Linked DNA regions of Homo sapiens: all the other regions are linked to region 2. Evidence: read pairs that join two places in POLR2A ChIA-PET (ENCODE). Cell type or tissue: MCF 10A. All regions are shown on one strand. Region 1 overlaps APBB2 (amyloid beta precursor protein binding family B member 2). Region 2 overlaps APBB2 (amyloid beta precursor protein binding family B member 2). Region 3 overlaps APBB2 (amyloid beta precursor protein binding family B member 2).

What was found. ChIA-PET counts read pairs that join two places held together with the same protein. Peaks named below come from ENCODE experiments on the same cell type or tissue, not always from the same donor. Only the 100,000 strongest peaks of a DNase experiment are listed, where the experiment ranks them.
Region 1: POLR2A ChIA-PET joins it to region 2 with 34 read pairs; 5 of 35 experiments call an interaction of 5 or more read pairs at or near these places.
Region 3: POLR2A ChIA-PET joins it to region 2 with 23 read pairs; 5 of 35 experiments call an interaction of 5 or more read pairs at or near these places.

What each region holds. Positions count from the first base shown.
Region 1 is chr4:41,180,584-41,188,583 of GRCh38, forward strand. The region is part of intron 1 of APBB2 (amyloid beta precursor protein binding family B member 2); the gene reads right to left. Among named protein-coding and RNA genes, the nearest start is that of APBB2, 30 kb to the right of the region's middle. In MCF 10A, no CTCF peak of the experiment used is centred here; no DNase peak of the experiment used is centred here.
Region 2 is chr4:41,117,438-41,125,437 of GRCh38, forward strand. The region is part of intron 2 of APBB2 (amyloid beta precursor protein binding family B member 2); the gene reads right to left. Among named protein-coding and RNA genes, the nearest start is that of APBB2, 93 kb to the right of the region's middle. RefSeq lists enhancers at 7,115-8,000, 7,189-7,877. In MCF 10A, no CTCF peak of the experiment used is centred here; DNase peaks (open chromatin) are centred at 2,984, 3,234 and 7,744.
Region 3 is chr4:40,995,477-41,003,476 of GRCh38, forward strand. The region is part of intron 6 of APBB2 (amyloid beta precursor protein binding family B member 2); the gene reads right to left. Among named protein-coding and RNA genes, the nearest start is that of APBB2, 220 kb to the right of the region's middle. In MCF 10A, no CTCF peak of the experiment used is centred here; a DNase peak (open chromatin) is centred at 3,415.

The DNA of each region.
Region 1 (8,000 bases), 63 kb after region 2:
GCTGCAGTGAGCTATGATCGCACCACTACACTCCAGCCTGGGTGACAGAGTAAGACCCTGTCTCTAAAACAAAAAAACAAAAACTACTAAACAGTAAATGTGGGCACATGTTTTCTTGTGTCTTCCAGTGGACCAGAATGACCTCCCACCTTCAAGGACTCCTGATCACTTTACCTTGATTGTCTACAAGGGAATGATTTACAAATCCTACACTATGACCATCCTCAAGAGGCCTCATTAAGAAAAGCTTCTCCTGTATTAAATCCAAAGCTGTTTTCATTGTATAGTTTAATTCTACTTCCTTCCTTTTTTCCCTCTGTGAACTCAGTGGAGAAGAATGAACCCCTGAAAGAAGTCCCTTTCATCTAAAAAAAAATCACATTTGATCAAATGAATCCTATGGGTTAACAGAATAGGTGCTCTCTTCAAAAGAGCAGGAACGTCAGTGATCAAATTTAATCCCATCAATTACATTTAAAAAATCTTTTTAAGAGCTAATATGGCCTTGTAGAAACTAAACATTTAATATCTCCTTTGATTATGAAATTGCACAGGTTTTCTGAAAGCTTAAGTTCACACCTTCACCCACATTCAATTCCAAGCAGGCACAGAGTTTTTCCTAAACTGTTTCACCAAGCCATTGTGGGGAGTTGGGGAAGTTGCCAGGGGCAAGGCTACAACTCAAGGGCCCTTTTGTTTCACGCTACTCTTTCGGTTGCCTTTTTGGGTCTTCCGCTCCCTTACCTTGGATAATGGGAGACGATGAAACTCAAGTGGGTTAATTATACTTTGCTTATAACTCTTGATTTTAAGACACGTGAAAGAAGAAATTGAAACGTGCTTAAAATTGTTTTTGGATGTAAATTATCCCAAGAGCTAATTATGTATAATTTCTTCATTTTCTTTATTCATGCAAGTGAATCGCAGTAAACATCCTTTTAGGTCAAATATTTCTTCCCTTATGACTTCATGACTAATTCTATGTAAGCCTAACACACTCTTACTCCTTAAGAACTCAGTATTAATATACTATCCTGTTAGGAAGAAAGGAGCTAGAACTTGCTCGAAAGGGACTAGCATGGCCGGGCACAGTGGCTCACGCCTATAATTCCAGCACTTTGGGAGGCCGAGGAGAGTGGATCACCTGAGGTCAGGAGTTCGAGACCAGCCTGACCAACATGGAGCAACCCTGTCTCTACTAAAAATACAAAATTAGCCCGGCATGGTGGCAACATGCCTGTAATCCCAGCTACTCAGGAGGCTGAGGCAGAAGAATCGCTTGAACCTGGGAGGTGGAGATTGCGGTGAGTCGAGATCACGCCATTGCACCAGCCTGGGCAACAAGAGTGAAACTGTCTCAAAAAAAAAAAAAAAAAAAGAAAAAGAAAAAAGAAAGGGACTACCATAACATACTTTGGCATGAAGCCATCTTTACTCTGTAGAGTTAAATAACCTTGTAACAGAAAAGGAGGCGTGAGAAGTACCTAACTTCCCTTCTAAGAAGGTCACATAAAGATCTTTCCATCTCTAGCATCCTAGTGACTCCGCATCTCCAGGATAAACAAGGGAGAGACAGTTGTAAAGTCAAGGGCTGTCTATATTTACAGTCTCCATTTCTCTCCTCCCATTAAGCTCACTCCAATTAGGCTTTCATTCCTACCATTCTATCAAAACTGCTTGTCAAGATCACCAATGACCTCCATGTTGCCAAAGCCAATGGTCAATTTGAACCTTCATTCTACTGAATGATTACTCTAATTGCGAACATTCAGTACCTGCCTTCTTGGTGATCTCACCAAGGTAACCTTGGTTAATCTCACAGCTTCAAACACCTTCTACAAATTCATGATTTATAAATCACATCTCCAGTATTGGTGGTATAGTGGTGAACATAGCTGCCTTTCAAATCACATTTCCAGCTGAAACTTCTTTGAACTCTGGATTCCAGAATCTCTCATATATCCAACTGCCTATTCAATATCATCACATGAATAGCTATATTAATCTGTTTTCACACTGCTATGAAGAACTGCCTGAGACTGGGTAATTTATAAAGGAAAGACATTTAATTGACTCACAGATCAGCATGGCTGGGAGGCCTCAGGAAACTTACAATCATGGCAGAAGGTGAAGGGGAAGCAAGGCGCCTTCCTCACAAGGCAGCAGGAAGGAGAAGTGCCAAGCCAAGGGGGAAGAGCCCCTTATAAAACCATCAGATATTGTGAGAACTCACTGACTACCATTAGAACAGCATGGGGAAACCACCCCCATGATTCAATTACCTCTACCTACTTTCTCCCTTGACATGTGGGAATTATGGGGAATACAATTCAAGATGAGATTTGGGTGGGGTCACAAAGCCTAACCATACCAATGTCTAAGAAGCATCAGAAACCTAAGTCCTAAATCAAACTCCTAATGGTACCTCCAAACTGGCTTCTTCCAAGACCTTGCCCATCTCAGTAAATGGCAATTCCATTCTTGCAGTTGCCCAGGAGAGCCATCCTTGTCTATGCTTACATTCTCTTTCTCTCTCTCTCAGTCCATATCTAATTTATAAGGAAATTCTGTCAGCTGTACCTTATATCTGGAACCTGTCCACACCACCGCCCTCTCTAGCACCCTGGCCCAGCAATCACCATTGTCTCGCCTGGCTTTTTACAATGACTCTGCTTCCTCCTTTCATTCTATTCTCCACAAAACAGTGATCCTTTATAAACCTAAGTTGGATTGCATCATTCCTCTGCTCAAAACCCATTGACGGCTTTCCACCTGTTACAGGTTGAACTGTGTCCCTCAAAAATTCATATGTTACACTCTTAACCTCCAGTACCACAGAATGTGATCGTATTCAGAAATAATGTCATTGCAGATGTAATTAGTTAAGATGAGGTCATTTAGGTGGGCCCCAATTCCAATATGAATGATGTCCTTATAAAAAGGGAAAATTTGGACACAGAGACACATACATAGGGAGAACACCATGTGAAGATGAAGGCAGAGATCTATAAGCCAAGGAATGCCACATATTGCCAGGAAACCACCAAGAGCTAGGAGAGAGGGATGGAACAGATTCTCTTTCTCTCATGATCTTCAGAAGGAACCAACTCTACCAATAACCTGAGTCAGACTTCCAGCCTCCAGAACTGTAAAACAATAATTTGTGTTGTTTAAGCCAGTTGTCCCCAACCTTTTTGGCACCAAGAAGTTGTTTCATGGAAGACAATTTTTCTATGGACTGGGGGAGTTGCAGGGGGTGGGAGGGGGCGGTTCATGATGATTCAAGCGCACTACAGTTATTGTGCACTTTATTTCTATTATTATTTCATTGTAATTTATAATGAAATAATTATACAACTCATCACAATGTAGAATCAGTGGGAGCCCTGAGCTTGTTTTCCTGCAACTAGATGGTCCCATCTGGGAGTGATGGGAGACAGCGACAGATCATCAGGCATTAGATTCCCATAAAGAGCGTACAACCTAGATCCCTCACATGTGCAGTTCACAATAGGATTCGTGCTCCTTAGAGAATCTAAGGCCACCACTGATCTGACAGGGGGCAGAGCTCAGGTGGTAATGAGAGCCATGGGGAGCGGCTGTAAATACATATGAAGCTTCATTCGCTGGCCTGCCACTCTCCTCTTGCTGTGTGGCCCAGTTGCTAACAGGCCACAGACCAGTATCCCTGGCTGGGGGTAGAAGACCCCTGGGTTAAGCCACCCAGTTTATAGTAGTTTGTTACAGCAGCCCTAGCAAAGTAATACACCACCTCATAAAGGATAAAAGGCAATGGCCAAAAGACCCTACATGCTCATACCCTAGCTCACACACTGGCCCCCTTATTGTTCCTCCAACAGGCCAGGCTCATGTCTAGCCTTTGCTCTAGCTCTTCCCTGGGCTTAGACCACTCTGCCCCAGAGCCCTTAATTCCTTTAGACCTCTGTTTAAATAGCTCCTTAAGGCCTTCTCCTCCCTCCAACACTGTCTGTCCCCCTCATCCACTTTATTTTTCTCCATTGTGTGTCACCACCAGGTACTTTAAGTACTTATTGTGGCAGACTGGGAGATGCATTGCTAGATCCCCCAATAAAGAAAGAACTTGCTGAGCAAATGCAGGTAAACAGCGTCCATGACTCAGTTCCTTGGGGTCAGCCTTGGCTACAGAGTGCAGCCTCACCTGCCTGAGGTCACATCCTTCCCAGGGTAGTCCACACCTCTGTGTGGGACACTCTGAGAGGTGACATTCACTGCAGAGCTCTCTGGAAGGTTGGCAGAGACTCCGCCAAACCTGCATCACAGCTCAGCTTCTTCCCCTGCACAATTCTCCTTCCACCTCCTGTTCACAGGAATTGATCGCAAATAAACATCCTGCTTCCCAAACTCCATTTCAGCGTCCGCCTGTGGAGAATCCAACCTGAGACACTTATCTATCTCCCTTCACTAGAGTGTAATCTTACTGAGGGCAGGAACTTTGTTTCATTGTATCCCCAAAGCCTAAAATGGCACCTCGCAGGAAAGGAGAAATGATTGAATGGAAATATATGGATGGATGAAGGAGAGCAGAAAGAAGAAAGGGCAATAAGTATTTGGATAGATGACTGGCCCCTGGATACAACAAAAGCATCTTAATATGGTTATTATGTATCACAAAGCAAAAGGAATACACAGCATTACAATGAAGCTGTGTGAGGTTTCTAAAATGCACATTGCTATTGATTTCAGAGAATCTTAAAAACAATGTGTACTAAGTTTTCCTAAGGTTCACTTCTTCTCTTGATGCCCATGACCTTTCCCCCTAAGATTTCAAATTTCACAACCACAAGATCTACCATAAAGAGGGTTTCAGGACCCTAACCTTTAAGGTAGGGAATATGCTGTATAGTAACTGTTCAATCACTCTGTGACACCTTTATGTAATTCTTAACTCCCATTTCAAAGAAAACTCTGCTCTGCACATTATCATTATAAATAGTTTATTATAGCTTTTCTTCTTTATTGACTATGTCAAATAAAATAGTATTTTTTTCATTCAAAATAGTATTTCTTTCTTTCTCAGAGAATTGGCCTTCACTTTATTGCAACATCTTAATTGCATTTGGCTCTGGAAAGTGATTTAAAATAGATTTTCCATGCCCTATAACCGGCTAGTCATTTAGACCAAATAAAGCTGATTTCTACCTGGTCACGTACTTCATGCCAATTCCATCAGAATGTGTTAAGCCTGACTATAAAGTAATAGAGCTGAGGAGTGTTGTGTGTGTTTGGTTTAGAATCACTTTCATTTCTTTACACAGCACTGCACGATGAGATTTCAAGTGAAAAATGTAAAGTCATGTTTAATACCAAAAACACCCCCAACAAAAACAACAAATCACCCCCACACTAGAGCTACTATACTGGTCTGTAACTACTCTACCACACTCTAAGGCAAATTGATTCACAACAGTGTCTGTATGTTTATAGCACAAGAATGTCTTACACAGATGTACCCGAAATATTTTATAACCATAAATATGAATAACAGAGTCTTCCTAGTCAGACCTATCTAATTTCATCAGCCTTCTGAAATTATATCTTTCACTAAAGCAGCCTCAGGGTACAAATGCAATAAGATAACATTAATTAAAATACATAAAACCATCCAGGAGTAGCAAGTAGTATACTATGTTTTTTTAAAGAGCAGAAATTGAACTAAAAATAGTAATCACTATTTTGCCAGCTCAAAAAGCTAGGTCTTACATAGTGCCTGAAGCTACAATTCTATTACTACCAAGGTAGGATAATAATTAGTATGTTATTCACTTGTCTGGTATGCACCTAGCTTTGCAGGGCTGTGTATGTATGCTCACTTTGCAGCTAAGACCTTCGGTTCTCAGCAACCTGTTTGCCATTAAGCAGATTCCAAGAAGTTCAAAAATACAATGTGTCAACCCTTACACTATGTCAACAACTGTTTCACTCAAAAAAATGCAGAGTCTATACAATCCTATGGAAACACTCAGTATTACCACTGTTGTAGTTCAGATCTCTACTTTATCTGGAAACAAATTACTGCTGACTAGAAATAAAGCACCATCATTACCCATACCCTTGACTTACATTGCAATAAACCCACCATAAATTGAAAATATCATGAGTAAAAAATGCATTTAATACAGCACTATTATTATTACTAACTACAACTACTTTTGCACTGTTGGGTGTTCACAGCAACCCTATCAGGTAGGTATTAATCGATAAACATGCTCAATGCCATACAACTAGGACATTATGAAGCCAGAGCTGATACCTAAACTTGTCAGACTCCAAATCCATGCATTTGACTGTACTATATGTTCCTTTGAAATGCAAACAAATATTTAAGATGCATAGCAACAAAGAACTTAATTTTATCACTAAAATTCCTAGCTTCTGCACACATATAGGAATCATCAATATGAGAATGCTATTTTGTATTTTGTGTTTTCATTTAAGATTATTTCAAGTTTTAGCAAACAACCCCAGCACAGAAATAAAATCAAGTCAGAGATGAGCTTCTGTAAGAACTGTTTTCCTAATGAAGTGAAGATACAATGATACAAAATAAGATCTCAGGTAGCAAAAGGCAGCAGTCCTTTACTTGCCAAATATTAAAATGTAACACCTATCAAAATGGTGGGATTTCAGGTGATTTTTTAAAAAATGGCTTTTTATACTTTGTTATTTACTGCTGTGTTTCCTACTAAAAACCATGCCATTTTTATAACATGAAAAAAGATAAGAGTCTTTTAAATTTGAGAAAAACAAACAACATTAATAATACACAGTTGTACCAATAGGCTAATATTATACACACAAACTTAAGTTCAGAGCTTATCTGCAGAAGTCATACACAGATAGGAGATAAATGAATTTAATGACCATGGGCTATGAATTCAGAAGGCTTTGTTATCTTTACCAAACCATCAAGTACAATTCATGTTACCCTGGACGACTGTTCAGCTCATCAGAGACCCTATTTCCTCATTTGCAAAAAAGAATACTGTAATACTATCTATTGAACATGGTCATTGTAAGAATTAAATAAGCAACACAGACATTTATGTACACACATACACATTCATAAACTGTTAAGTGCCAACCAAGAGTTATTTATTATTATCAACCAAAACTTTTAAAATCTAAACTGAAAGATCCTTAAACAGACAGTACTCTCAATTCATTTATGTGACATGAGTTATCCATTTGTACTTTAGCTTCTTTTGTAATCCAAATCTCACTGCAGAGGCAAAGGAAAAAAGTTTCTATGTATGCATGTATGTATATATGTGTATACATACATAAACATCTATTGAGATTTATATATTTATATTTTTCCCAAATGAGATCCTCAATAGCATGAAAAATCATTACTCCTTAACTCTTTCCAATACATATTTATGCAAAAGAGTTTAGACTGTATAATACAGCCAGTTTTAAATCAGATTTCCATTCAATTCACATTAAAGTGCCTATAAACTGTGATAGGTGCTTTTAGTTATGTATCTTTCTATTCTAGGGGAACATGTGGAGGTTGGCTTGTAGAAAAGAAAATCTAGAGACAGAACAACCAATTAGCAGGCTTTGCCATCATGAAGGTGAGAAAAAAATGAAGACATCTGGGGACTGAAAAAGAAAACAGGTTCCAGAGACATTTCCAGCCCTATTGACAAGCTACCTCCATGAAGTAAAAGAAAAGAATCTTAAAGAGGCAGGAAGATTTCCAGCTGTGGTGCCTGTTGCAGACTGAATGTTTGTTCCCCTCCAAAATTCATGTGTTGGAATCCCAACTCCAAATGTGATGGTACTGGGAGGTGGGGTCTTTAAGAGGTGATTAGATCACGAGGGTACAGCCCTCATGGATGGGATTTGTGCCCTTATAAAAGATCCTCTACGAGCTTTCTGGCCCTTTTCTGCCATGTGAGGACACAGTGAGAAGATGGCCATCTATGAGCCAGAAAGCAGGACCCTAATCTGCC
Region 2 (8,000 bases):
GCCCACCACCACGCCCAGCTAATTTTTGTATTTTTGATAAAGATGGGGTTTCACCATCTTGGCCAGGCTGGTCTTCAACTCCTGACCTTGTGATCCACCCGCCTTGGCCTCCCAAAGTGCTGGGATTACAGGCGTGAGGCACCACGCCTGGCCTAGGAATTATTATCATCTTCTTTTCACAGGTGAGAAAACAGGTTGAGAGGATGGGTGACTTGCCCAAGTCATAGGATTGGTGGATGGTAGGGCCAGGGTTCATTCCCACTCAGCCCCATCTGCTTCCAAATTCCTAAGCGCTAGTGTGGTGTCATTTGCACCATGGCTTGATCCTTCCCTACTCTATTATACCAACTCAAGGGCAGGCAGAGCATCTTTATTTCAACAACATCTGTGCAAAGTCACTATGTGTCAGGCAACTGTTCTACATGATGGGATAAAGTGGCAAATGAAAAAGGACAGTATTTGACTCAGGTCAAAACTAAGGAAATCTAGCTGAGGGCAGTGGCTCATATCTGTAATCCCAGCACTTTGAGAAGCTAAGTGGGGAGAGACTCACATGAGCCCTGGAGTTCAAGACCAGCCTGGGCAACACGGAGAAACTGTATCTACAAAACAAAACAAAAAAAAAAATTAGCCAGGAGCAGTGGGGCATACCTGTGGTCCCAGCTATTCAGGAGGCTGAGGAAGGAAGATCAGTTGAGCCTGGGAGATCAAGGCTGCAGTGAGCCATGATTGTACCACGCACTCCAGCCTGGGTGATGGAGCAAGATCCTATCAAAACAAAAAACAAAAAACAAAAACAAAAAACCCTAAGGAAATCTGATCTAATTAGCCACTAGTCGTGGATTTGAATGAGCTGACATGGAGCCAGGCCTTGAAGGATCTTGAGGAACAGAGTCACTAGTCGTGGATTTGAATGAGTTCTGTGTCTTGACTTCAATTTCTAAGCCTCCGTTTTCCTCATCTATAAAATGATGATGATACCTTTACCACCCATATCATGGTATTTTTATGAGGCTAAATTACAGCATGCAACACAAACCGTCAAATACCCGAATGCTGTTAATTATTGTCATTAATATTATCAAATGGCATCTATTAAATATTTATGTGTCTGTGACGCTTGTTATCACATCTGTAGTTTTCCAGGAGTTTGATCTAAAAAAAGAGTTACTATCACTGATGGTGATTTATTAGGCCAGCTTCATATAGGAAGGTTTTTATATGTGGTACTTTTTATATGTGCTGAATAAATCTGATAGCCTTTAGTTAATAAAAACGTATCAATATAGCTTAATTATAACAAGCATACCATATTAAGATACAAAAAAAGAGAAAGGGAGGTGAGGGAGTATTGAGATACCCTGTACTATCTGCTCAGTTTTCCTGTAAATCTAAAAATGCTTTAAAAAAAATTAAGACTGGCCGGGCGCGGTGGCTCACGCCTGTAATTCTAGCACTTTGGCAGGCTGAAGCAGGCAAAATGATTAAGCTCAGGAGTTCAAGACTGGCCTTGGCAATACAGCGAAACCCCAACTCTACAAAAATACAAAAATTAGCCAGGCGTTGTAGTGCGCACCTGTGGCCCCAGCTACTCAGGAGGAGGGGGCAGGAAGATGGTTTGAGCCCTGGAGGTTGAGGCTGCGGCAAACCGAGATCATGCCACTGCACTCCAGCCTGGGTGACAGAGTGAGGCCTGTCTCAAAAATAATTGATTTTTTTTTTTTAAGAGCATGAACATGAGGTCAATTTTCTTGACTGGCTTATAAACTACCTCTTAAACTAATTCCAAAGAAGTGTAGTCCTATCGTCTTTAACAAAGAAGGTGGCACTGAAACGTGTGAATGGGGCCGACTGGGGGAGTGAGTTTGAACTAGGATCTCTAGCTAAATGTGTGGCACGTGTTTTTTAAACTTAATCTCATGCATTTATATTCCTCCTTTTATACAACACTAACATGTTTCGGGCTCCAAGTTCTCCAGCTTAATTCACTACATTTTAATTAACATACCCAGGAAGGAATTTACCACACCTCCTACTCCTCTAACAAGTAAAGTAAGTCCCAGAAAGGCTCTAGGAAGTTCCATTAAAAAAAAAAAAAAAAAAAAGTTGGCAATTTTTTTTTCCTTAAAAATCGCAGTCCCAATTCCCAAGTTCTATAGACAATCTTAAACCCAGAACTTCAAGCGTCTGTCTGTACATTAACATACTCCACCATACTATATCCGATTCCTGCCTAAAGAAGGGAGCTCAGCCTTTCACATACCCTGTCCAGAGACTCCTCTCAACTGTAACAAGAGACTCCACACTGCATTTGTGAGATCTGCACATATAAAAAGTCTACCACATATAAAAACCTTCCTATGTGGAGCTGGCCTAAGAAATCACCATCAGTGGCAGCAACTGTGTTTTTTAGATCAAACTCCTGGAAAACTACAAATGTGATAACAAGCATCAAAAATAAATATTTAACAGATGCCATTTGATAATATTCATGACAATAATAAGTAACAGCATTCGGGTATTTTATGGTTTGTGTTCCATGCTGTAATTTAGCCTCATAAAAATACCGTGATATGGGTGGTAAAGATGTCATCACCATTATATAGATGAGGAAAACGGAGGCTTACGAGTTGAAGTCAAGACACAGAACTCATTCAAATCCACGACTAGTGACTCTGTTCCTCAGGATCCTTCAAGGCCTGGCTCCATGCCAGCTGTGTTTTCACTCTCTCCACCAGAAAGACAGGATCCCTCTCATTTTTTAATAATTTTCCACAGTCCTCTTGTCATCCATGGAGGTTCTCTCTTTCTCTGCAGGCCACCTATCTGTTCATGCCTCCAATCTCCTGAGCAGAATTATATAAACCGACTCAGGCCTAGGACCTGGCTCACTCACCCAGGTCCCGCTGTGTTAACAAAGTGCCTTTGCATGCAGTGGAAGCTCCTCAACCCCAAAGGCCCCACAACCACGTGACTGATCCTGTGCTGCAAAACCGACACATGAGCAAAAGCCAAGGAACAAAAACAGACCTCGTTCCAGTGCTTCAAAACTTACGGGAAATTCAAGGTGACTTATTTTCCTTGACCTTAAAATAATGTTTAAGTTTTATAACATGGCTGATAATCATAAATGGAAAAGGGAGTTTTCTTTTCCCCTGGGGCCCTGAGCCAGCCCTCCAATTTGGGGCCAAGATTGTTGAGAAAATGTGCCACGATACTTAATTTTTGGCCAGATTCCAGAAAAAGTAGGGGAGAAAAATGAGTTTCACCATCCGTACAGCTTGGGCTGCTTTCACAGGCACCGCGCTCTTGCAAAATACAGCCTAAAATTGACTTCTGCATATTTCTCTTTGCCAAGTTGACCATTTTGTTAGTAGAACCTTTGATTCTCAGAACCTAAATCAAGTGAAAAGTCAAATATTTTTAAAAGATCAAATTATCTAAAAACTTCAGCTCTGCCTCAGTACAAAATATAAAGCTCCTGGCTTTATATACACAGATAGTGACTAATTCAGGGTGTTAACTTCTTGTACCTGAAAGAAAATGGAAGGCTTCCAAAGTACTGGGATATCACAGAAGCTGCTGAAAGAAGCAGTTTACTGAATGGTACTTCTGTGTCTTCACAGTTTTAACATGCTCAACGGTGGAAAACGAAAACTGTTTGAAGTGGCTAAAATTCAATGCTTGCTTTGTTTGTAACCAGAATAGCCAAAACTGAATATAGTTCCCCAAGATTTTTAATGTCCTGCTTACTGTATTTTTCCTTCTGCAGCCAATTAGAAATGATACTTTTAAAAAATAAAATGTTTAACTCTAGCATCAGTAACATACGTGCTTTGAATTTTTATCAGGAATGGAAAATGGAATGCGTAGAGCTACCCACATGTTCCTTGTCTTGCAAATATTATAGCATCAAATACCACAAAAATAATGAGAAATGTCCTCAAATTTCACAATTAATAAATAGTTCCTCTGTCCTGGTCAGAAAAGCAATGGAAGAATACCAGAGGGTACTTGGGAGCGTGCGTGTGTACACGCTCATGCGTGCGCATCTGTGGTGTGGCTGGTGGTGGGAGTGAGGGAAAGCGACAGAGTTGGGATGCAGCTAAGACTCCTGAGGTGTCCCCTAGGATGGAAATCCTCCACCTGCCCTCTACTCTGCCACCGTGTTGTGTGTTCTGGGAAGCTGACCCATTTAACAACAGGCTGTCTTGCCCACTGGCTCCCATTTTGGTTCAGCCAAATCCTTTCCCACCATATTCCCTGGGTCCTGTCAGGTGGCTCTCTATATAGGGTCCCCTGGAAACTGCTTCCTCCCTCACCCCTCAGGCCTAGGAGTGGGAGGAGCTTGGCTATTACTAGCCCCCGGATGCAGCCACGTCTTTGTGGCTCCTATATACCCTGTCCCCAATATTTTTTATGGCAACATTTTTAATATATGGCTTCCTTTTTTGGTTGTGTGTGTGTGTGTGTATGTGTGTATGTGTGTGTGTATGTGTGTGTGTCTGAAACAGTGTCTCACACTGTCACCAAAGCTGGAGTGCAGTGGCCCCATCTCGACTCACTGTAGCCTTGACTTCCCGAGCTCAAGCAATCCCTGACCTCAGCCTCCTAAGTAGTGGAACTACAGGGCACACCACCAGGCTTGACTAATTTTGTTTATTTTTTGTACAGACAGGAGTCTTACTAAGTTGCCCAGGCTGGTCTCAAACTCCTGGGCTCAAGCAATCCTCCTGCCTTGGCCACCCAAAGTGCAAAGATTACCAGTGTGAGCCACCACACCTGCTTGTTTTTAATATATGTTAATCAACAAGTACAATGACACTTGAGGACAGTACAAGTATCTTCACTGTTCTGACTGGGGTCTGTACAATAGTTTTCCTCCACAATAGAAGCTGACTTTTTTTGAAAATTTTTTATATAATTTAATGAAACAATTTGGTCTCCCTACCTTCTTCCCCTCTGTTCTTCAATCCATTCTAAACAACACTAGCAGATTAATTGTCCTGAAGCACCAAGGTAGGAGTGGCATTCCCTCCACACTAGAGTCCATTGTCTTCCCATTACCTACCATATGCCACCTGTTTTCTTATGGGACCTGGACTGATATGGATACCTGAAGCTTTGAACACTCCCCTAAGAAGATCCTGGCCTGTAATTCCTATTGTTTTGATCCTACTTTTATAACACTCTTAAAGCTAACTGTTGTGGCTGGTGAACTGAAAGGGTTTTTCTTTCTTTTAATCCACAAAATGCCATTATCTGCAATAAACCACAAGGCAGAGGATATATCTTGTAATTTCAGTGATTTTTTTAAAAAACATTACCAGATCAAGTTAGTTCTTTGCTCAAAGCCTTTTCGTCTCTCCCAGAATTAAAAATGTTTTAAGTCCTTATTCTGCCCTGCCGTGCCATGCCCTCCGAAACCTGTCCCTCGCCCCACCAATATTTTTCTGTCCTCACCTCTGCCCTGGCCTCCAGAACAGCATTCCCATTCTTCAAACACGCCGCACTGGCTCCACCTGGGGGCCTATGCCCCTGCAGTTCCCTCCACCTGGAATGCCACCTCCTGAGTCTTCATGTCACAAATTCCTACTCACCTGATTCTTGTGGCCAAAAGCCTTGGCCCAGCACCACATCTCCAGCAGCCCTCTCTTGCCCCAGCTCTCTCTCTCTCTCTCTCCCCCTTTGTCTTTTCTTCCTGGTGCTTCTTCCCCCCAGTGCTTACGATCCATCTCCTCCTATGAGAATGTAGGGTCCCCAAGGAGGGGCTTTTGTTAGGCTCACCATTCATCGTCACTGGCTGAACAGTGGCAAGCAGACAGCCGGCACTCACTAAATATTTGTTGAATAAATGAATGATTCGGTCGGTCAGAGAGGGAAAAGAAAGAACAGCTGGTCCACTTTCTTAATGGTTGTGGCTCAATTTCCAGTGACCAAGGAGATGCTCAGTGGTTATCTTTTGCAGATTACATTGAAGGGATTCTGTTTCTATTAAAAGATGAGCTTATGGAATAACCTGCCATCCAACATGAGGATATTCCACCCTGCATGTCAAAACCAGCACACTGCACAGTAAACAATCAAAAATATGATCAAATGTAAATTCAGAGGCTGAGTGTGGTGGCTCACACCTGTAATCCCAGCACTTTGGGAGGCCAAGGCAGGTGAGGTCAGGAGTTTGTGACCAGCCTGGTCAACATGGTGAAACTCCATCTCTACTAAAAATACAAAAATTAGCTGGGTATGGTGGCATGCGCCTGCAGTACCAGCTACTCAGGAGGCTGAGGCAGGAGAATTGCTTGAAGTTGGAAGGCGGAGGTTGCAGTGAGCCGAGATGGCACCACTGCACTCCAGCCTGGGCGACAGCAAGACTCTGTCTCACAAAAAAAAACCAAAAAACAAAACAAAACAAAAAAAAACCACAAGTAAATTTAAACGATTGCTTAAACTAGCAGGGAAGGGCAGAGATATCTGTAAAGGACCAGACAGTAAATAACTGAACACTGTGTGGACTAGAGTCTCTGTGACAATACTCAACTCTGCTGCTGTACCATGAAAGTTGCTTTTCATGGCCATCCAGAAAGCTGTGCTGCCTCAGCAGGAAGAAGCTTGCCCACAGAGCTTTGATATACAGTGCGGAATATCCTCATACATAGATGAACACAGCTGTGTTCCAATAAAACTTTATTATAAACAATGAAATACAAATTTCTATAATTTTCAGCTGTCACAAAATTCTTCTCCTACTTTTGACTTTTCTTCAAGCATTTATTTTATTTTATTTATTTTATTTTTTGAGACAAAGTCTCACTCTGTCGCCCAGGCTGGAGTGCAGTGGCGTGATCTCGGCTCACTGCAAGCTCCGCCTCCCGCATTCACGCCATTCTCCTGCCTCAGCCTCCTGAGTAGCTGGGACTGTAGGCGCCCACCACCATGCCCGGCTAATTTTTTGTATTTTTAGTAGAGACCGTGTTAGCCAGGATGGTCTCGATCTCTTGACGTCGTGATCCGCCCGCCTCCCCAAATCCCAAAGTGCTGGGATTACAGGCGTGAGCCACCGCGCCTGGCCTCTTCAAGCATTTAAAAATGTAAAAACCATTCTAGGCTCATGGGCCATATAAAAAAAACAGGTGGCAAGCTGGATTTGGCCTCCAAGCTGTAGTTTGCTGATCTCTGGTTTAAATCATTTCTCAAGCTGGCTATTTTTGTCTTGATAAAATACATTCTACCCCATGAATCTGCTGGATATTCTACAACTGATTAAACATGGAATAAATGCATTTGTTATAATTGGCTGGAAAAATAGTTTATTTGGGTAAATAAACATCACTTAATCACTCTTCTAAGACTATCCTTCCACCCAGATTTTGGTCATCTTGTCACACAAGCTCTGTTAGCGTCTCTTTCCTCACCTAAGTACCTTCAATCTGCCATCCTAGTGAAGAAATTCCATCGTACTCTTTCTTTCTTTTCAGAAATGGGAATTACAATGAAACTTTGGGATAGGGAGAAAAGGGTGGCTTCCCAAGCTTTGGGGCAAGGCAAATTCCAGGATAATGTTTTATGACTAAGGGTACAATGCGTTGCCTACACTTTCCTTTTAAGTACTTTCAAACACACCCTGTTGTGTGGGCCCTGGAATGAGAACTATTTTGATTGCAGGTGCTGCTGGAATTCAGGGTCATCTGTCCCCACAAGCTACAAAATTTGCTGAAAAGGCCAGGTTGCAGGATGGCATAGCCAAAAGCATGTTATTTCATAACTTAAAGCACAAGATTTTAAATTTCACTCAATTATAATAGTCTCATTCCTCTTACATAACAGCAATATGTGAAGATATGGAATTTGAAGAAGCACTTTTCATGGTATTACTCAGAAGAGTCGGCCACACATAATGAAGAGGTGTGATTCACATCAAACACATCTATGTGGCCCTAGATACAAAATAGAGAATGAGAGTACTTCACTTTAGGTCTCCAGGTATTTTAAATATCCTG
Region 3 (8,000 bases), 120 kb before region 2:
GCCTTAGCATCCTGAGTAGCTGGGACCACAGGTATGTGCCACTATATCTGGCTAATGTTTAAAAAAAAAAAATTTTTTTTTTTTTTTGAAACAGACTCACTTTGTTGCCCAGGCTGCAGTGCAGTGGCACAAACACAGCTCACTACAGCCTCGACTTCCTGAGTTAAATCCTCCTACCTCAGCCTCCTACGTAGCTGACGCCAGCATGTGCCACTATGTCTGGCTAATTTTTTAATTTTACAGAGACAGGGTCTTGCCATGTTGCCCAGGCTGGTCTTGAAATCCTAGACTTAAGTAATCCTCCTGCCTCACCCTCCCAAAGTACTGGGGATTACAGGTGTGAGCCACCGTGCCAGCCCTTAAACATTTTTTTAACAGAAACAGAGACTCACTATGTTGCCCAGGCTGGTGTTGAACTCCTGGCCTCAAGAGATCCTCCTGCCTAAGCCTCCCAACATACTGGGATTACAGATGTGAGCCACCGTGCCCCGCCATGGATCTGCTTTTAATGCCTGGTTTTAGAGCCTCTTAGCTAGATTGTTGGCCACAGTTATTTCACTGAGGTTACATCTGTTGAGTGTCTCACTTGGCAGAGATTCTGAACATCAGTTTGTGAGTGCTCAAGCATGCTTGTCTTTCTACAAGTGGCCCCTTCACTTTACTGTAGAGAACTAGAAATGAGAGAAATGGGATGTGTCATCACTGTATTTGAGAGTTCATTGGTGAATGAGATATCTAGCCATTTTTCTAGAACTATGGCTAAGTTGAATTTAATATTTAAGATGAGGAAAAACGAAGACTGGTTAAACCATTATAAGTATTTCACTGTTTTTGTTTGTTTGTTTTGTTTTTTAAGGCAGTTCTCTAATAACACCCAATCTGTTTAAGCCACCCATGTTTCCACCCCATCCTCATCTGATCACCCCTCTGAATCTTGGTTAAAATAAAGGACATACACGAGTCCCAGACAGGGTGCAGAAATTTGGTGTCCAGGTGACAAAGTCTGAATCTCTCTGACTTCTCCCTAAAAACGACAACTCTATCTTGAGGATGTCAGTCCTTGGCTATTATTCCCACATCATCTCAACTGACATGTCTAAAATCAAACACATCATCTTTCTCCAACAATTAGCTCCTCCTCCCATCTCTACTATTTCTGAAAACTAACATTTTCTTAGTCTTCAACTTGAAAATCTGACATATTTGATTCTACTCACTCCCTCTCCACCCACATCCAATCAATCACTAAATTCTAGAGATTCATCCTTTCCTCTACTTCCACTCTATTTTTAAAACTACTAATCTTGTCCAGTCCTCATAATCTAAACAAATTACTGTAAAACTCTCATAATCACCTGCCTCCTTTTGAAACTGACCCAATTGTCCCACAGTGCTGATATTTATGGTTTCTTTGAATAAACATAGAAATTGATCCTCCCAGTCTTAAAACTTGAAAAAGTTACTTTTGTCTTAGCTGAGTTCCTTTTTCAGGAACTCAACCATCAAGCCTCCCAGATAGCATGAAGGAGCTGAAACTTACATGACCGCTGCATATGGACAATGAGATGCCAGACCCCTCACCCTCACCTATCATGATTGCCTATCCAACCACCTGCTTCCTGTTGACCAGCTCCTCTTCCTTACACCTCCCTAATTCCTGTTTTCCCACATGTGGTTACATTTCTTCCCTACTATATAAACCCCTAAGTTTAGTGTGTCGGGGAGATGCATTTGAGACTGATTTCCCATCTCCTCAGCTGCAGCACCCGATTAAAGCCTTCTTACTTGGCAATACTCATCTCATTAAATGGCTTTCTGTGCGTCAAGCAGCAGGTCCTAGACCAAACCTCTGGTGTTTCAGCAACATTAACACTTTACCCCACAAACATATTCTAGCCACCAATATCAGATATACTTTCTTTAAACTCTACCTTACAAAGGGCATTCCTTTTCTCATAAGCATCACTCATGTTTCATTAACAAAAGCAAGGTCAGTTAAGTACATTAGCACATTCTCTGGCCTCTACCTACCTATTTGACTTTCTCTCTCACAGTTATCATTCTTCAAAGACTCTTCTTTCCAACCAAATTGCTAAGAGCACTGATCCTCATACCTAGAGCAGAAGTTCCCAAAGGGAACTTCGAGGAGTCTCAGAGATTGAAGCTATTTTCATAACACTCAGATGTTATTTACAACCCTTTTCACTGTGTTGACATTTAAGTGATAGGGCACAAAAAATAAATGATAACATTGCTGGCATCTCAGCATGAAGCAAGACAGTAGCATAAGCTATATTAGTGGTTATTGTGTTCCCCAATGTAATAACGTCCTTGAAGCGGTAAAAATTATTAATTTTATTAAATCTCAACCCCAAAGTATTATGTTTTTAATGAAGGTACACATAAAGTGCTTCCATGGCATACTGAAGTAGGGCTGTCATTTCAAGGAAAAGTACACGTGATTGAGTTGCAAGTTGAACTAGCTGCTTCTCCACACAATACCTCATTTACGTGAAAGAACAACTGACAGACAAACTATGGTTATTCAAATTTGGGTATTGGGTAGACATTTTCACAAAAATAAATGAGGTGGACCTGTCACTTCAAGGAAAACAACTGACACTATTTGTTGGCAATGATCAAATGCAAGCTTTTAAGCAAAAATCAGAATTTTGGAAAACTTGTATCTATCACAGTGAGCTTGACAGCTTCCCAATAATGGAAGACTTTTCTAATGAGATGGTTAAGATTCACAGATGTAATATTTTCATATTGCATAATGAAATGTTTCAACATTTGGAAGATCTTCATAACTCACTGAACCAATATGTTCCAAATAACCAACGCATGATGTTATAAAATTATGTATGGATAAATATCCACTCAAAATGTATGACAGACCAATAGATTTTAATATAAGAGTGCAAACAAGCTTATTATTATCATTTCAGATTCCACATTAAAACTAATCTTTAAGAAATTAGAAATTATGGAATTTTGGTGTAACATCAAAAAAGAATATCCACAATTGCCTGAACAACTATTAAAATAGTCGTCCCTTTTTAACCTATGTATCTGTATTAGGCCAGCAGGGTTTTCTTTACCTACTTCAACCAAAACCAAATTTACTGAGATACACTAAGGATAAAGGCAGATAAGCAAATTCAGCTGCCTTTGATGAAGCCGTACATTAAAGAGATTTTCAAATACATAAAACAACATCACTTTACAGCTTTTCTTTGGCATATCTAAATTGCCAGCGTCACTCCTCTTGTGCTTTGGGTCATTATTAAGTAAAATAAGGGTGACTTGAGCACAAGCACTGCAATGCTACAACAGCTGATCTGGAAACAGAGACAGACGGCTACTAAGCAACTCACAGGTCGGTTTCATAGGCAGGATGGGTGTGCAGGACAAAGCAATGACTCACATCCTGGGCGGGATGAAGCAGGATGGCACAAGATTTTATTGCGCTACCGAGAACGGTGTGCAGCTTAAAACTTATAGTTTATTTCTAGAATTTTCCATGGAATTTTTTCCAACCTCGGTGTATTGCAGGTAACTGAAGCCACAGAAAGTGAAACTGTGAACAAGGACTACTATATTTTGAGGTAATTATATTTATTCCACAATATTTATTGAACACCGGAATGTCTCAGGAGCCAGGTATCCTGAGATACAGTATCCTACTACTCTGCATCACACCTGTATCCCAGTACTCTGGGAGGCTGAGACAGGAGGATTGCTTGAGCTCAGGAGTTCGAAACCAGCCTGGGCAATATAGGGAGACCCTGTCTCTACAAATTAAAAATTAAAAAACAGCCAGGTCTGGTGGTATGTACCTGTGGTCCCAGCTACTCAGGAAATGAAGTGGGAGGACCATTTGAGCCCAGTAGGTTGAGGCTGCAGTGAGCTGTGACTGCACCACTGGACTCTAGCCTGGGCAAAGAGTGACAGACAACCTGTCTCAAAAGTAAATCAGTAAAAATAAGAAGAATGTCCTGGGCACTGTTTATTCTAGGCACTAAGGATATGGCAGGGAACAAAGATTGGATTCCTTCTTTCTGCAGCTTACAGTTCAGTTTCACCACTCAAGTGTCTAAGCAACAGGGGTATCAATATCACCTGAGAGTTTATTTAAAATGCAAATTTCTACAACTGAAAATTAGAATTTTTAAAATGCAGAATCTCAGGTCCCAACCCAGACCTACTGAATCAGTGTCTGCATTTCAGTAAGATCCCAAGGGCATACTCCTGCATAGTTTGAGAAGCAAAGGATTTATGCATCTCCCTAACTATTGTGAACTTCTTGGAGGTACGCTATTACCTTGAATTTGTTCTACCACTAGTATAAATAATTGTTTAATTGTCGTGCTAATCATTCAAACATAAATACCTATTGTAAGAACTTATTTCTGGGGCTTAACAAAAAAAAGGCAGGGAACAGTGGTTCACATCTATAATCCTAGCACTTTGAGAGGCCGTTGAGCCCAGGAGTTTGAGAACAGCCTGGACAACATGGTAAAACCCCGTATTTACAAAAAAAAAACAAACGTGTGTGTGTGTGTATGTATATGTATATATATGTGTGTATGTGTGTGTGTGTGTGTGTGTGTGTGTGTGTGTGTGTATAAATTAGCCAGGTGTGGTGGTGTGCACCCGTAGTCACAGTTACTCAGAAGGCTGAGGTAGGGGGATCACCTGAGTCCAGGGAGGCTGAGGCTGCAGTGAACCGTGATTACGCCACTGCACACCAGCCTGGGCAACAGAGTGAGACCCTGTCTCTAAATAAATAAATAAATAAATAAATATTTAAAAAGGGCAAAGTCAAACTGGCCTAGATCCTGGGAAACTTTCCTTCTCCTAGGAGAAATAAGGCAGTAATTCTAGTGACAGCTAACATTTCAAAAAATGCTTTCTGTGGTCCAGCTGTTGTACCAAGGGCTATATGTGACAATCTTATAAAGCAGATTACTACTATTACTATTCTCATTTTAGAGATTAAGGAACCTGGAGCTCACAGGTTAAGCAAGTGATGGAGCTAGAACAAGCAGGATGTCTGACCCTAAACCACAGAAAGTGGTAAATGTCATCAGAGTTGAATCTTGAAGAAGGAACCCATGAGTTCCCTGATGGAAATATTGTCCCTCAATTTTGAAATCGTCCAGAGCACTAAACTCAGTTCCTAGCATATAAGAGACATTCATGGACTGCAAGGAACTCTGTGAGTGGTTTAAGGTTAACATATCACATTCCAGATTATTACCAATCCAATAATCTTCCATTAAAGATATAATGAGCCTGAGATGAAACGGCTTCTCTCTGATGTGTTCTGCATAGAGTCCATTCTCTAACTTGGGGCCCTTGTTCCAAGCACACAAAGTTAAAAAAAAAAGGAGACAGAGAGAGAGATAGGACATCAACTAAAAGACGAAAGCCACTTTGAAATCCTGGAAGAGGCTGAGGCTTGTTCTGGAGAAAGGGAAGAGCACAGGCTGTGGAATAGCTTCTTTGTCCACAGAGAGCAAGGGATGAATGGAAACACTGGTCAGAGGTCCCCCACTGTAAAGCAAAGCAGGAACTGCAGAGCTAGTCCATTACTGAGAAGTATCCCTAGAGGCCTCCATCAGTTCTTGAACTTCCTTTGGTACACTTCCCATCAGCCCCTTCCCAATGGCATGGAGTTGGAGTCATCTCCATTCTCACTTTCTGACAATTCCACATGGAACTGGGACATTTTCCCCTACAACATTTTGGGGAAAGGTTCTATTAATAACACTCTTCATGTCTGTTAGAGATTAAATAGACTTTCATGGGCAAACCACCTTGTATACCTTAACCATCACATACACCATCATGTATATGAGAAAACATGTTCTGGTAATAAACAACACAACAAAACCAGCTTCTCCAACAAGCCATTTATAGGATAAAGATCTACCTTTATGATATCCCAGATATACCAATTCAGTGTAGTTCTATATGAAGAATTCTTCAAGTAACACGCAGGGAGAAAAATATCAACTAACAACATCTAATTATACTAAGGATGAATTTTTGTGAGGATGAAATCCAATTATATTCAAGAGTAAGTCTATGAAAAGCTCAAGAAAAAGACAGGCTGGGCGTGGTGGCTCACGCCTGTAATCCCAGCACTTTGGGAGGCCAAGGCAGGCGGATCACCTACGGTCGGGAGTTCAAGACCAGCCTGGCCAACCTGGTGAAACTCTGCCTCTACTAAAAATACAGAAATTAGCCGGGCATGGTGGTATGTGCCTGTAATTCCAGCTACTGGGGAGGCTGAGGCAGAAGAATCGCTTGAACCCGGGAGGCAGAGCTTGCAGTGAGCCGAAATCGCGCCACTGCACTCCAGCCTGGGTGACAGAGTGAGACTCCGCCTCAAAAAAAAAAAAAGAAAAAGAAAAAGAAAAAGACAAAAGCTTACACACAATAAGCATCAGCTCACCTCTTAGGTACCAACACCAATGGCTGGGGTCATCTCATTCTCTCACTTTCTGACCATTCCACATGGAATGCTAACCATATATGGTTTTCTAATAGTCAAATTATTTGATTTTTCCAGTCAAATCTGTTTGAATATGAAGCTTTTATCTCACTGTTTTGCACCCAAGGGTTCTAATGAGGAAACACAATAAATAAATTACAAGGGTAACTGGTAACTACCCCCACATTTATGAAAGCAAACTGGGCATATTAACTGAGTCAGACTTGAGCACAAAATTTATGAACCACCCACATCCTAGGTTTTGAAAAGCTAATGTTTTCCCTCTTCTTAACCAGATTAACAGATGGAAGACTCTGAGAAGTCATCTAGAGATGTCTTTAGAAATTTCAAGCACGTTTTGCTTAACAGTTCATGTCACACTTTGATTCTACCAGAAGGCAAGGGACTGAGACTAGGATGACTATGATTAAAAGAAGACTGTAGATCCAAGGATGCTGCTACTATGGCATCACACTTGTATGCAGCTGTAACAGGCAAGATCAACATTAGCCTGGTTCTTCTACCGTAACAGTTCCATGTGTATACAATGGCTAAGTCCATTGATAGTGGGAGCAGGGGGCTGCAAGCTCAATGCCTTGAGCTGGAGGGGACAGGACCCATCTAAAGGGGCTGCTGCTGACTGTTGTCTCTTTGGCATTTGAGCTCAGCATTGTGAGATTTCTGAATTTACAAGAGGAATGAGAGGTCCTCTATTTTTATGTAAAATATCTCAATTTCTAAGCACTGGCATCTAATTAAGCATTTTCTGTAACACTGTCCATGGAACAAAATCTGCCTGTGAGTTTGTGCGTTCTTCAGTATTGCTGTTTGTGATCTCTGATGCTTTATGGCATCATATTGCCTTTGTAGTGCCCTAAAGTCAGAGTCATATCCTTTTATTTTATATTCTGCATAGCTCCTTAATAAAATCCTATGTTTCCTAAGAAATAAATGTCTCTTGAACTAACATAAGAAAAACATGGCTATTACTGATAGTCTTGTCTGTCTGTTTCTAAGCTTTGATCAAAGGAATAAAGCCATTTCCATATGCCAGCACCCCTCAACTATGCCACCCTCCAGAACTGAGCCATACTACTAAATATTAAGCTTTGCCATGTCTTTATCATGTTTTTATCTTTTATTTTTATCATGTTTTTCTACCATTTCCACACTTATTCCCAATCTCAGTTGAGGTTGTAGTTTCGGATTCATCAGTCCACACCAAAATTTCCTCATCTTTACAATGAAGACTTTGAACAAAGGTAACCCCAAACTATCTAGAAGTCCCTTACAGTATATTCCACTCAAAGTCTCACAAGACCTGCAACTATGAGCTTTCCTTCCTGAAAATTTTGAATATAATTCTCGCAAACATTCTTTCACATCTCCTCCATGTTGCATCTATTAAGGAATTATCTGTAAGATGTCTGTACTGGGTTGAACCATATACCCACGAAAATTCATGTCCACCCAGAACCTCAGCATGTATCATCTT